2 separate regions of the Homo sapiens genome follow, and region 2 is linked to region 1. Evidence: chromatin contacts called from ENCODE Hi-C or POLR2A ChIA-PET data. All regions are on one chromosome and are shown on one strand. Each heading gives the region's core, a stretch centred on a gene start or an enhancer-like site at or near the end of the contact. The rest is flanking DNA. Distances are from core to core; before and after follow the strand shown. Region 1 holds the start of MIR3142HG (MIR3142 host gene). Region 2 has its middle 21 kb from the start of ADAM19.

Evidence for each region. Hi-C counts contacts between places; a loop is a spot of excess contacts on that map. ChIA-PET counts read pairs that join two places held with the same protein, here RNA polymerase II (POLR2A). Pooled maps may share reads with other maps.
Region 2: a map with no recorded cell type shows a loop between it and region 1 (6-fold over the local background). The contact joins the enhancer-like site here to the promoter of MIR3142HG in region 1. A Hi-C loop is called at or near these places in 1 of 37 single-sample maps with no recorded cell type and 6 of 50 pooled maps. POLR2A ChIA-PET finds 5 or more read pairs at or near these places in 1 of 52 experiments (HEK293).

The regions. Positions count from the first base shown.
Region 1 is chr5:160,464,628-160,471,105 of GRCh38, forward strand. MIR3142HG (MIR3142 host gene) reads left to right here and starts at 3,624. Exons shown (of 2, transcript NR_132748.1): 1 at 3,624-3,813. RefSeq lists enhancers at 2,568-3,204, 3,205-3,841, 3,309-3,538, 3,569-3,728.
Region 2 is chr5:157,593,248-157,599,725 of GRCh38, forward strand. No RefSeq gene overlaps it. Among named protein-coding and RNA genes, the nearest start is that of ADAM19, 21 kb to the left of the region's middle. RefSeq lists a silencer at 1,156-1,255. Within about 2 kb of position 3,369, at least 5 of the 41 ENCODE cell types and tissues checked have a DNase peak (open chromatin) inside an H3K27ac peak, as active enhancers do.

The DNA.
Region 1 (6,478 bases), core at 2,374-4,873:
TATTTTTTTTATAATTGTATATGTCACAATTTCCTACTACCAGATCAAAGAGTCTGAGGGCCAAAGAATTCAGGTGGAGACTTCCCCACAGTACTCAGGGCATACCTGAGGGTCATCTTTCCAGTCTATATTTTTGTACTTTTGAGCCCACACTGTGACATTTAAGGTGAACAACAGCGAGATTCTCAAGTCCCCTGTATGTGCAACGTAAAACATGGAGCAAAAGCATCCCTTACACATGGGACCAGGTAAAACATAAGGGACTCTAGACACTGTGTGTCTGTGCTTTTCCAGGGCTCATGAAAAAAAAGTGGCTCCAAAATTCAAAAGGAAAACACAAAATTAAAGTGAGTAAATGTTTAATTTAATGGTTCCTCAAGATAACATCATAACACTGAATTGATTTATCAGCTTTAGCTCATATATCAACATCACCACGGAATTATGCAAATTGAGGACATGGTTCTGATATACGCATGTCTCAGTTAACACAGTACAGTAATCCCTTGGTATCCAAGGAGGATTGTTGCAGGACCCTCTCATGGATACCAAAGTTTATGGATGCTCGAGTCCCTTATATAAATGGTGTAGTACTGTGCTGTGCAGAATTGAGGACAGCCTATATGGGTGCATTTTGAAATATCTAATTCAATGGTGGAGACGGGGAGGGAGTGAGGTATTCAAAAGGAAGAGTGATGCTGCTTGGAATTAAAGTAAAAACAATGCAGGCCTCAAAAAGTCTTCATAACAACAATGAAGATTGCTTCCTGAGAGTAGACAACAGCTCCAACCCAGTAATTCAGTTAACTTTTGCATTTATGAGTACCTATGAGAAATGTAGCATAACACTTAGTTGGACTGGGACTCCAAACCAGATAAGACAGTGCTCTTGTCAGCAAAGAAGATTCACATTCCTTCCACACAATTCCTCTCTTTCCAGCATCTTTTTTTTTTTGAGATGGAGTCTCGCTGTGGTCACCCAGGCTGGAGTACAGTGGTGCTGTCTCGGCTCACTGCAACCTCCCCCTCCCAGGTTCAAGCGATTCTCCTGCCTCAGCCTCCTGAGTAGCTGGGATTACAGGCACCCACCACCACACCCGGCTAATTTTTATAATTTTAGTAGAGACGAGATTTCACCATATTGGCCAGGCTGGTCTCAAACTCCTGACCTCAGGTGATCCGCCTGCCTCGGCCTCCCAAAGTGCTGGGATTACAGGCGTGAGCCACCGTGCCAGGGCTTCTTTACTGACTTTTAACTCTAGGAATTTATTTAATTTCTGTGAGTGTCTGTCTTCTGGATTTTTGTCTGTGAAATAGAGACGAATACCCATCTTATCAGCATTAAGTGAGATAATGGTGGTAAAGTGCATAGCACTTTCCCTGGCATGTAATATAAGTTATATAAATGATGTTTAAGCTCTCCTCCACCCTACCCCCCAACAAAATGAAACAAAAATGACACGTATTTTGGTTGTAAAAGGATGAGGCTGAATTCATATATCATCCCTGAAAACCTGCCTCAAGATTTTAGAGTTTATTCCTCCCGAGGCAAAAGGCAGCAGATGGAGGTGCTTGCAGCTGATAGCATATAGCTACTTAAATTCTGGCTCCAAGCATCCACTTTCCTGTTTCTGGAAAACTATACTAATGACCCCCAGGTGTCACAAAGGAGCCCTTAGGAATGCCGAAGTCGAGTTAACTGACTGGAACGGGATAATGTACTTGTTAGCAGAAACCAGCAAGGGTTGAGTTCCTTCTGTTTATTCCATTTGAGTCTAGCCCCCAGTTCATGGATCCAAATAATTTTGGATTTCTTTAAACAGAATTGTCGCTAACTGAATTAGGCAGCTTTTAACCTTTTATAAAAACTTCACAAATAGGTTGCTTACTCCTTAATACAACATGGGATGTGTTAAGAGTGCCCTTAACTCTTCTGGTCACCCTTATGCTTCCTCCCTTCCATCAACCCACCCGGTTTCAGCAGATGCTGGAGTGCTTGAAGGTATGCCCAGAGCCCACTCAGATACCTGGGTCCACCCCAAACCCCCAAGGAACTCCCTTCCAATGGGAGAGAATCTCACACAAGGAAATAGTTTTGATGTGGACCCCTTGAGAGGCAGAGTAATGCAGTGTACCAGGTTCAGAGATTTGGGGACAGGAAACCTCAATTCAAATCCTGGCTCTGATATTTTCTAGCTATGTGAACTCTGGCAAGTTTCGACTCTCTTGGAACCTCGGTTTCCTCATTTCTAATCTAAGAATAGTATCTGCTTTTTAGGGTTCTTAGGAGTATTAAATAAGAACATGTTTTTATGAACAGTGTCTGGTGTATAACAATTGCTCAATAAATATTTGCTTTTAAAAACGTTATCTATAGTAGACGTTCAAACAAACCTTTTGGGAGCTCAGCAAGATAAGCAACAAAAACCTTCAGGGGAGGTCAGGAAAGTGACTACATCTGCCTGGAAGCAAAATCCTTTGAGCTGGTCTTTTTCGGTCCATGAGCACGTGACCAAGGAAAGGAAGCTATATTTTCTCGACTGGGAATTTGAATTTGCAGTTGCACATTCCAAAGGCCTTGTACGTTCTTTCCAGTTTGGGAAAAGGAGCAGCTAAGGGCACCCATGGAAACACTTACTAATTGTGTGACCTTAGGCAAGTCCCCCTAACCTCACCAAAGATAAAATTCCCTTATGAGTAAAAGGGGATCACAAAATGGAGATAATAATTCGGGCTACCTGCTATGGATGATTGCTGTGGGATTAGGGAAGATGATGCACGTGATACATTTAGCAGAGTGCCTGGTGCCTAGTAGGTGCCCATTAAAATTTAGCTATGACTGTTCTCTTTAGCTGACACACAAGACTGCCTTGAATGTTCACATTTCCAGAGAAAGGTGCTCAGGAAGATTTCTCAGTGTTCCGCCTGCCAGGTCAGTTTACAGTTCAAAGAATCCCTTTGTTCAAAGGGTGAGCAAATCCAGGCCTCGTGTATCTGCAGCAATGAAACAAGGGAGCTTTCTGCCTGATCTTCTCCCCAAAGGCAGTCTCTCTTTTTAAATGCCTGCACACATGTTATTTATTTATTTTTGGTTAACGTTTAAATTGAGGTTTTGGCTGAAACTCAGCCTGCGCGCACTTGAAAAGCCAACAGGCTCATTGGGCAGCCGATAAAGCTCTCGGGATTTCCCCGCGGGGCTGCGGAGAGTACAGACAGGAAGCCTGGGGACCCAGCGCCTGACCAGAACTTCCTCGGGGGAGGCTGCAGGGGAGCAGGCGCATCCTGCACAGAACGCTCTAGAGCGCGCAGGCCAAAGCACCAGGCTGCTCCTGACACGTGCTGCAAGAGGGTCCCCGACCCGGGGGTCCAGACCCTGCACGCATGATGGGGAAGGTGGAGGCTTCCCCCTCAGCTCCGCGGAGAGAAGCTGACACTGCCAGGCTGGAACCTTCCATTCCGGCCCAGCCTCTTCCTCCCTCGCTGTGCCGAGGAGGGATCTAGAAGGGACTTTCCAGAGAGGGTTAGCGTGCAGGGTGTGGAAATGGAATAAAAGCATATGCAAATAGGCCTTAGCTGCCTTCCTCTACCCCAGCAAATAAGAGTCTCTCCAGAAAGATGCTCTTTCTCCAAGACGCTTGACCGCTCTTCCTTTCCTGGATGGCACCAGCAGGGCCGATTGGAGTGGTAAACCCTGGGCCGGAAGGCATGCCAAAGGGTGGACAGGATGGACAGGAGACAGTAGCACAACGAGGAGGGGGAGAACAGCGGCTGAATTGGAAATGATAAAATAAAATGAAATTTTAGGAGCTCGCTGTGAGTATGAGCTGGGAAAAAATAATCATTGCAAGCTGATTTATTATGTACTTATCTTCTGTTTGAGAGGCAGCAGGCTTTTGTACAGTGGATTATTGCAGAGTAAATGGCACATTAAAGATATAATCAAGATGTTTAAGGCATATTGAAATGACATTAGAATCAAGTAGGTGAGACTTTTGTCATGGTCTAGAAATATAAAAATGTCAGTGACTTGGAGATATTTCCAGTGCTTTAGTAAAGATGTGGCTCCATTTTCAAAAGGGACATATTTTTAACCTTTTGTTATTTTCAGGGTGGGGGGGGATAGAGTGGGGTCAGGAAGTGGTTTAGAATCTCTATGGATGATAAAATAATATGCTTTAAACCTGGAGTTGTAGACTGTGGTCTCTATTTAGCAAGTCATAAACTTTCTTGCAGTGACAATAGCATGAAAATATTGGACAGTAAATATGGTGCTCTTAGGAGGTTTCAGGGTTGGAAGACTATGGCTATTACTTTTTGTTTATTGTGTTCCTATTCTCAATTTCAATCTTGTCTTTGGATAGTAAGAATTTTTTTTAAATTTTCTATTTTTTTAAAAAGAATCTTTTACATACTGAACCTGACTTGTATACTAATTGGCAAACAGTGTCACTTTTCTTTCTTGATGCCTCAATGGGTTTAATTATTGTATTACGGTATTTTCTTGTCATTTGAGACCTTCACATTCAGTGTCCTTTCTTTCTTTTTTTTCTTTTTCTTTTTGAGATGGAGTCTTGCTCCCGGCCTGTCGCCCGGGCTGGAGGGCAGTGGTAAGATCTCGGCTCACTGCAACCTCCGCCTCCTGGGTCCAAGCAATTCTTGTGCCTCAGCCTCGAGAGTAGCTGGGATTACAGATGCGCGCCACAATGCCTGGCTAATTTTTGTATTTTTAGTAGAGACAGGGTTTCGCCACGTTGGCCAGGCTGGTCTTGAACTCCTGACCTCAGGTGATCCGCCCGCTTCGGCCTCCCAAAGTGCAGTGTCCTTTATTTTATTTGTGTGCCCTGGTTCTGCTTTGATTTTGCCCCAAACCCTTCTGAGTGTAGCGCTTTACTGACACTTTATCCCCGTTATTAACAATGGGTTTTTGGACAGAACTGGCTTCTCTTTATTTGTTGTTTTTAAAATCATACTGCTGTCCTTATGCATGGTACTCCTTGGAACAGATAAGCAGCCATACAAGAAGCTCTTTGAGAGAGAGAAGGTGGACTCTGGGGGTCGTGCCGGTTGTTTGGAGTTGTTGGACTGTTAGCTTGTGGAGTGGGTGATGTTTCATCTTCAGGATTCTGTGAGGCCAGGCCTGGGATGCGGGGAGGAGCTGACTGGATGGCTCCTGGTGATGCATTCCTGGGCCCTCTTCTCATCTCTGAATTCCTAGAGTCCCACTTTCTCCAAAGGCCCTGCGGGAATCAGACGCATGCACTTCTTCAGTTCTGTGTAGTTTTAGGTTCTCAGTGGAGGCCTTTGGGCTCAACTTGTAGTAAATATTTGTTTTCTGTGGCTGTCAGCAATCTATAGTCTTGGGTGTGGTCCCTAAAAGCCAGCTTTTGGGCAATTTTTGAACTGCAATGGGGATTCCTCCTTCTGGTTGTTCTACAATCTGGCAAACATTTCTTATTTTGTTCTGGGCTTTAGTCTTATTTAATAACAAGAGAAAATCTTCTATTTTTAACAATAACATGAATTATTTTTATGACTTACACTTTGTAAAGCATTTTTGTCATTTCATGTAATTCTTTCATAAAATTTGTAAGGTTGGTAGAAACAGTAGAATTAGCACATAATGGGAACTTATTAAATATTTGTTAAATGAATGAATTAAATCCATTTGACTGCTAAGGAAATTGAAACTCAAAGAGATCAAGTGATTGATTTAAGGCTCCACTTTCCAGTAGGGACTCACATCTGATTTTTCCCATTCCAGACTGACTCTGATATAATATCTTACATACTATTTGTTACTCTTTCTCCAAGATCTTAGAAAGGTCTTTTGATTCTCTAAGAAAAGATAATAGGACAATGCAAATGCATGGATACACCATCAAAGGGGTGGCTGAGGGCTGTCTACCTCTTTGTATAGTTCTTTCCTAGGTTCCTGACTCCGCTAAAAACTCATATCCTTAAAGATATGACTATTTAGATACATTCCTTGTTGGAGATAAGAACACAAGTTCATTGCTGAATCATGGTGTATATATACAAAAAAAAGAGTGCACAAGTTCATGCTGAGAAAAATGACTATCTTGAATTTTTAATATTTTTTGGAAGTTTGAGCATAAAACTCTGCACATCTCAGGGGAAGTTAATTTCAGAGTTTTGGATGCGGAGCTGAGTATTTTCTCTAGCTTTGTCTCTTGGGGTACTGGAGGGAGTCATGCACTGCCTCCATTTTGGGGTAATCTTGGTGTGTAGCAATCAGCACTCATCTGGCCTACAGTCGTCATTATCAGCTGCCCCCACTGCTGGAGGAAATGTCACCCATATCAGTTCAGACATTAAAATAGTAAGAAAAGAGCCAGTTGTTCTAGCCAAACCCAGAATTAGGCTTAAGGTCGCCACTATGTACCAATAACATCCATCAGCTCGCCAGAGACTTCCTTCAACCGGGGACACCAGGAACAGAGAGAAGGAAGAAAAATTT
Region 2 (6,478 bases), core at 2,119-4,618, 2.9 Mb before region 1:
GCAAAGCGCTATGACTTGCCCTGGAAACAGAGGTTCCTGGGTAAGAGCCCCTGCCTTCTAGAGCCTCACTAGCCCAAGTGTGGTCCACAGACCAGCAGCATCAGCAGAACCTGGAGCCTATTAGAAATGCAGACTGTCAGTTCCCACCCAGACCTCTTGAATCAGAAGCTGCATTTTAATAAGATCCAAAAAAAAAAAAAAAAAAAAAACCCAAGGTGATTTGGCTGCTACTTAAAGTCTGAAAAGCATTGCTAGGAGACAGTCCAAACTTGATTTTACATATGGTAAGAGAAAACAAGTGTTTTCCTGGAACGGAAGCTAAGGATTGGAAAAGCCCAGAAAAAGAGAGATTGGATATAAACAAGGATCGTAGGAGGCTTCATGAAGGAGGGGTTTTGAAGTTGAGCCTTGAAGCAGAAAAGTGCATATGAACAAAAGTACAGAGATGGGAAGTGTTTAGTGTTTGGGGAAAGGCAAATGGCCTCATGTGACAAGAGGGAGAGAGCGGGAGGTGAAATTAAGAATAATAGGAGCAAATGGTCAAGGATGTTTTCTGTATGGATAATAAGGCAGCTGGAATCCTCTTTGTGAGAGGTCATGAGCTGGTGACCTGTGGGCCAACACAGTGTTGTAAAAATAATTTGGATTGTAGTTGTGTCCAAAATATTTTCAAAATGTTAAAAATTTAATTATCATAAAAATACATAGTGAGCATTTTCCAGGTTTTAATTAACTAATCAGAGAACCAGCAAGATCACCAAGGTGGTTCAAAAAAGGACAGGAAAAACTAGACAAAAGGAACTCTAAAATAAGATTGAGATCCAAACTGGTTAATAACCTACAGGGCAATAAAACTACATTCTTTGGGGTTATCTTCTCTACCAGACGATAATCGTTTACAGCTTTACTGGACAAAAAAAAAAAAAAATCATTGACAATTTATTCGTTTTCTGTAATTTAACATCCAACTTTACAGAGTTATAAAATGTCAGACCCCTAATTAATCACAAACAGTAAACAGCAGGTGAAACAATCTTGTGTTTCCCTGGAGTTAGACAATGCCCTGAACAGAAAAGACAGTGAGTGGTTAAGGGCAGTGATTCTCAAACCTAAGCTTAAAGCAAAATTCCCTGAAGGGCTCATTACAACACAGAATGCTGATCTCCAACCTCAGAGTTTCTGATTTAGTACATCTGGGGCAGACTGATGATTTGTTCTCAGTTGATGCAGATGCTATTTACCAGGGAAAACCCTTTGAGAACCACTGATCTTAGATGCCACTGAATGAAAGAAACTGCAGTCATTCTTTTGCCTCATTTCCAAATTTTGGATATTTTTTCTGAACAGTTGCCAAATGTTCAAAAATCAGAGAAAAAAAATTCCTGATTGTGGCTCTTATGAAAAATTAGAAAGTCAGACAATAGTAAGTCTAAATTCTCCCGTGGTGACAATTGCTTAAAGCTCAATATCAGTTGCTCCTTTTTTTTTTCACTAACCCTAACCTACATCACTCATTTATTTTGCTGGCATTTGATTTTGATATCCCTGCAAAACATGGTGGAAACACAATGCAGAATTTGGAGGAGGAACATGAGTGCAGCTGGTTAACACCTATCTCTGTATCACATCTGATCAGCTCAGGCACCCAGGGCTGGCTTCCCAGAAGTACAACCCAGGCAGTTGCACAGGGCATCATTCTCAGGAGAGCCTCACACTTGATTTAATGCTCTGGTATTGCCATTTTGCAATTCTTAATAATTTTTGGAGAAGAGGGTCTCACATTTTCGTTTTGCATTGGGACCCACATATCATGTAACTGTTTTGCAGCCACCTCAAAGTTTGGAATCCACACTTAAAGGTGACCCTCTCATCACCAGATTGCTAAGGAGAGGAGGAGGTAATTCCAGAATCAGAAACCTAGGGGATACTTTAGAAACCATCTTGCCCTGCAGATAGGGTCACCATTTCATTTTATAGCTAGGGCTACTAAGGTCCAGAAAGAGGAAATTGACTTCCTCAAGGTCATGGACAAATCCTGAAAAGGGAACCAGATTAAAAGTCTGAAGTGGTGAGTCTGCAAGGCTGTGAATACTAAGGCTGCCAGCAAGTTTATGTATCTGATATACCCCTGCATACCAATATGAAAATTCCTGTTTTTCACTTAGCTCAGTCAACTTTGGGTTGATCTGGTTGAAGCAGGAGAAGGATGTGGATAAAACGGGAAGAGTGGGGGTGTGATCTTTAAACAGATCAAGAAACTTGTATAAACAGACCCATTTAGAATAAGGATTGTGAAAGGAAAAAATCTTATATATGAACTCCACCCCTATGTTTGTTACAAAGGACAGATCTCCACCTAAACCCCTAAATAAACTGCAGAGGCAAAAGCATTCAGGAAAAACCCAGCAATATACTACCCAATTGAAAATGGCAATCAGCTCAACATCCCTAATCATCAGAGAAATGCAAATCAAAACTACGATGAGATACCACACTCTAGTCAGAATGGCTATTATTAAAAAGTCAGAAAACAACAGATGCTGGCAAGGCTGTGGAGAAAACGGAATGCTTATACATTGCTGGTGGGAATGTAAATTAGCTCAGCCACCGTGGAAAGCAGTTTGGAGATTTCTCAAAGGACTTAAATAGAACTACCATCAACCCAGCAATTCCATTACTGGGTATATATCCAAAAGAAAATAAATCATTCTACCAAAAAGACACATACACTCACATGTTCATTGCGGTGCTATTCACAATAGCAAAGACATGGAATCAACTAACCTAGGTGCCCACCAGTGGTAAATTGGATAAAGATAATGTGGTCCATATACACCATGAAATACTATGCAGCTATAAAAAAGAATGAAATAATGTTCTTTGCAGCAACATGGATGCAGCTGGAGGCCATTATCCTAAGCAAATTAACACAGGAACAGAAAACCAAATACTGCATGTTCTCATAAATAAGTGGGAGCTAAACATTGAGTGCATATGGACATAAATATGGAAACAATAGACAACGGGGACTACTAGAGGGGGAAGCGGTGGGGCAAGGGTTGAAAAAAAAGCTATTGGATACCATGCTTACTACCCGGGTAATGGGATCATTCACATCCCAAACCTCAGCATCATGCAATATACCCATGTAACAAACCTGCACATGTACCCCTGAATCTAAAATGAAAGTTGAAATTATTGTTTAAAATGGCAATCAATAAAGCACTTAATTTCAGCTGGCTCCACTTAGCCAGAGAACAGCTCGAAGACCTGTAGGTCTCGACTGCCTAGTTTTAGGTTAATGGCTGCACACACTCAGAAAGTCGAGTTCCTGCAGCTGGTTGAGTGGTAAGTTGAAGTGAGAATTAGGCAAATAAGTCAGCCCTTGCTCACATCTGCTCTTGTGGTCTGAGTGGGTGGATCTTCCTCTCCTCCCCAACCACTGCTCAGGAATAGTCAAGAACACAACGCCTGGGTGTAGAACTGCATCATTAAACCCACTGTGCTTGGCTCAGTGATGGGTATATGGCCCTAAGCTGGACCAATGGGCATCTTCCCCAAGACTCTTGACAGCTCTATCAAAAATTTGCTTTCTTCTCGTCTGAGATGGTAAGCAATATAAGTTTGGAGCTATGAGTTGTCTTCTTGCTGCCATGTCAGGAAAGAACCTGTCTAAAAAATGAAGTCAAACAGTGGTAAGAGGTATGGAGAAAGAGAGAGACAAGGTCCTAGTATTATTATTTGAACCTGTGGATTTAGCCATGCCTGAAGTCAGCCGCCTCAACTTTTCAACTACATGAGCCAATAATTTTCTTTTTTGCTCAAGCTAGTCTGAGTTAGAGGTCTGTCACTTGTGACTGAAAATATCTCAATCATGCAAAGGCCTCCTCCATTCTAGGCACTGTGCTAGCTGCTGGGATTATAAGAGTGGACAAAGACACATGTCATTCCTATCTTCACGGTACTTAGCATCTAGTGGGAAAGATGACAGTAAGCAAGTGAGCAAATACACATATACATAAAATATAATAATTACACATTGATATTTGTAAACAATTGATGCTAAAAGAGAGAATGAGAAAGGAGGACTACTTTAGACAGCATGGTGGGGTAAGGCTCTCTTGAGTTGTTTTTTGAGCTGAGAGTTTGTGGTTGGTATGAAGAACAGAGGGAAGAAAGTTTCAGGTGGCAGAGACAGCCACCATTCTCAGGCTTGAAAGGCCTCTATTCATTCCAGGACCTGAAAGAAGGCCTTCATTCATTCACCCATTCAACAAACATCTGTTAGACGGTGTCAAGTGCTAAGTACAAGGAGATAAAAGCAGCCCCTGGAGAGTTGATAAGAGACATTGAAAGCTATACAAATGTTTGAACCATGTTATTCAGCAATTCCACTTCTAGAAATTCAGTCAAAAGAAAATAACAGGAATTTCTGCAAAAACATAGCTATCAGGATGTTCATTGAAGCGTTATTTATTTTTTTAACTCTAATTGAAGTGCCACAAACATACTAAAAGAGTGCACATAGACCGGGTACGGTGGCTCACGCCTGTAATCCCAGCATTTTGGGAGGCCGAGGCAGGCGGATCACCTGAGGTCAGGAGTTAGAGACCAGCCTGGCCAACATGCCGAAACCCCATCTGTACTAAAAATACAAAAATTAGCCGGATGTGGTGGTGCATACCTGTAATCCCAGCTACTCAGGAGGCTGAGACAGGAAAATTACTTGAACCCAGGAGGCGGAGGTTGCAGTGAGCCGAGATCGTGTCACTGCCCTCCGGCCTGGGTGACAGAGCAAGACTCCGTCTCAAAAAAAAAAAAAAGGATGTACATATCACAGTAAACAGTTCAACTATTTTCACGGCCTGAACACACCCACATTATCGAAAAAGAAAAGAGAACATGCCCTGCACTCCAGAAGTCCCCTTTTGCCACCTTCTAGTCACAAATCCCCCTTTAAGCAAGGGTAACTACTAGCCTGACTTCTAATAATATAGATTAATTTTGCCTCTTTTTACTTTATATAAATAGAATCATCCAGTATGTAACTTGGGGGAAAGGGATATGGGAAGGTCTTGGCTTCTTTTGCTTAAGTTTTGTGTTTGTGAGATTTCACTATATCGTTTATGTAGTTATAGATTGTCTGTTCTGCATAGTATTCCATTATCAGAATGAACCACAGTTTAGTCATCCGTTCTACCATTTATAGATATTTGGGTTGTCTCTAGACTGAGACTATTACAAACAGTGCTGTTGTGAGCATTCTTTTGGTTAATATATATTTGCATTTCTTTTAGGTATATACCTAGGACTGACATTGCTGAGTCATAGTATATGATCAGCTTTAAAAGATATTGTTAAACAGTCCAAGAAAATGGTTGTATCCATTCATACCTCAATCAACTTTGTAAGAGAGTTCTGGTTTCTTCACATGGTTGATAACACTTGACATTTTCCATTTTTAAAAAAAATTTAGCCATCTGGTGGGTTTGTGTTGGTACTGACTTTTGGTTTCAACTTTCATTTTCCTGATAGTGAATAAGATGATTAGTGAAAATCTTGTCATCTCTTTGTTGGCCATTAGATATCCCCTTTCCCAAGGAGCCTGTTCAAGTCTGTTTTCCATTTTTCAAGTGGGCAAGCTGTTTTTTTCTGTTGGTTTGCAGGAGTTCTTTAAATATCCTGGCTACAAGCCTTTGGTCAGTCATATATATGAAAATATATTCTTCCACTTTACAGGGTACGTCCTTACTCTCCTTTGATACAAAGCAATTCTTAACATTAATATCTTAGAATTCATCATTTTTATGAGCACTACTTTTTGTATCCTATTTAAGAAATTGTTGGCCAGGTGCTGTGGCTCATGCCTGTAATACCAGCACTTTAGAGGCCAAAGCAGACAGACCTCTTGAGCCCGGGAGCTTGAGACCAGCCTGGGCAACATGGCAAAACTCCGTCTCTACAAAAAAATACAAAAATTAGTTGGTCATGGTGGCCCAGGAGGATCACTTGAGCCCGAGAGGCAGAGGTTGTAGTGAGCCAAGATCACGCCACTGCACTCCAGCCTAGATGACAGAGCGAGACCTTGTCTCAAAAGAAAAGAAAAGAAAAGAAAAGAAATTGTTTCCCACCCCAGGAGCAGAAAAATATTCTCCTATGTTTTTCTCAAAAAACTTTACTACATTCATTTTACATTTAGATCTATAACCTATCTGAAATTTATCTTTATGACGTGAGGTAGAGATCAAGATAATTTTTTCCATATGGCCGTGTTTCCCAAATGGTGCACCAAGTCACCCTTGGGCACTGCAGTAAACTCACAGAGGGGCCATGGGACATTTTACCTTTTTGAGGGAAGCACAGTGACAACTGTTGGATACCATATAAACTGTTAGCTGGAAATCGTTCACAGTTTCAATGTTAAATCATACTCCATTCCCTTCAATGACATGATATTTTTGCAAAGCAGGGTTTTTTG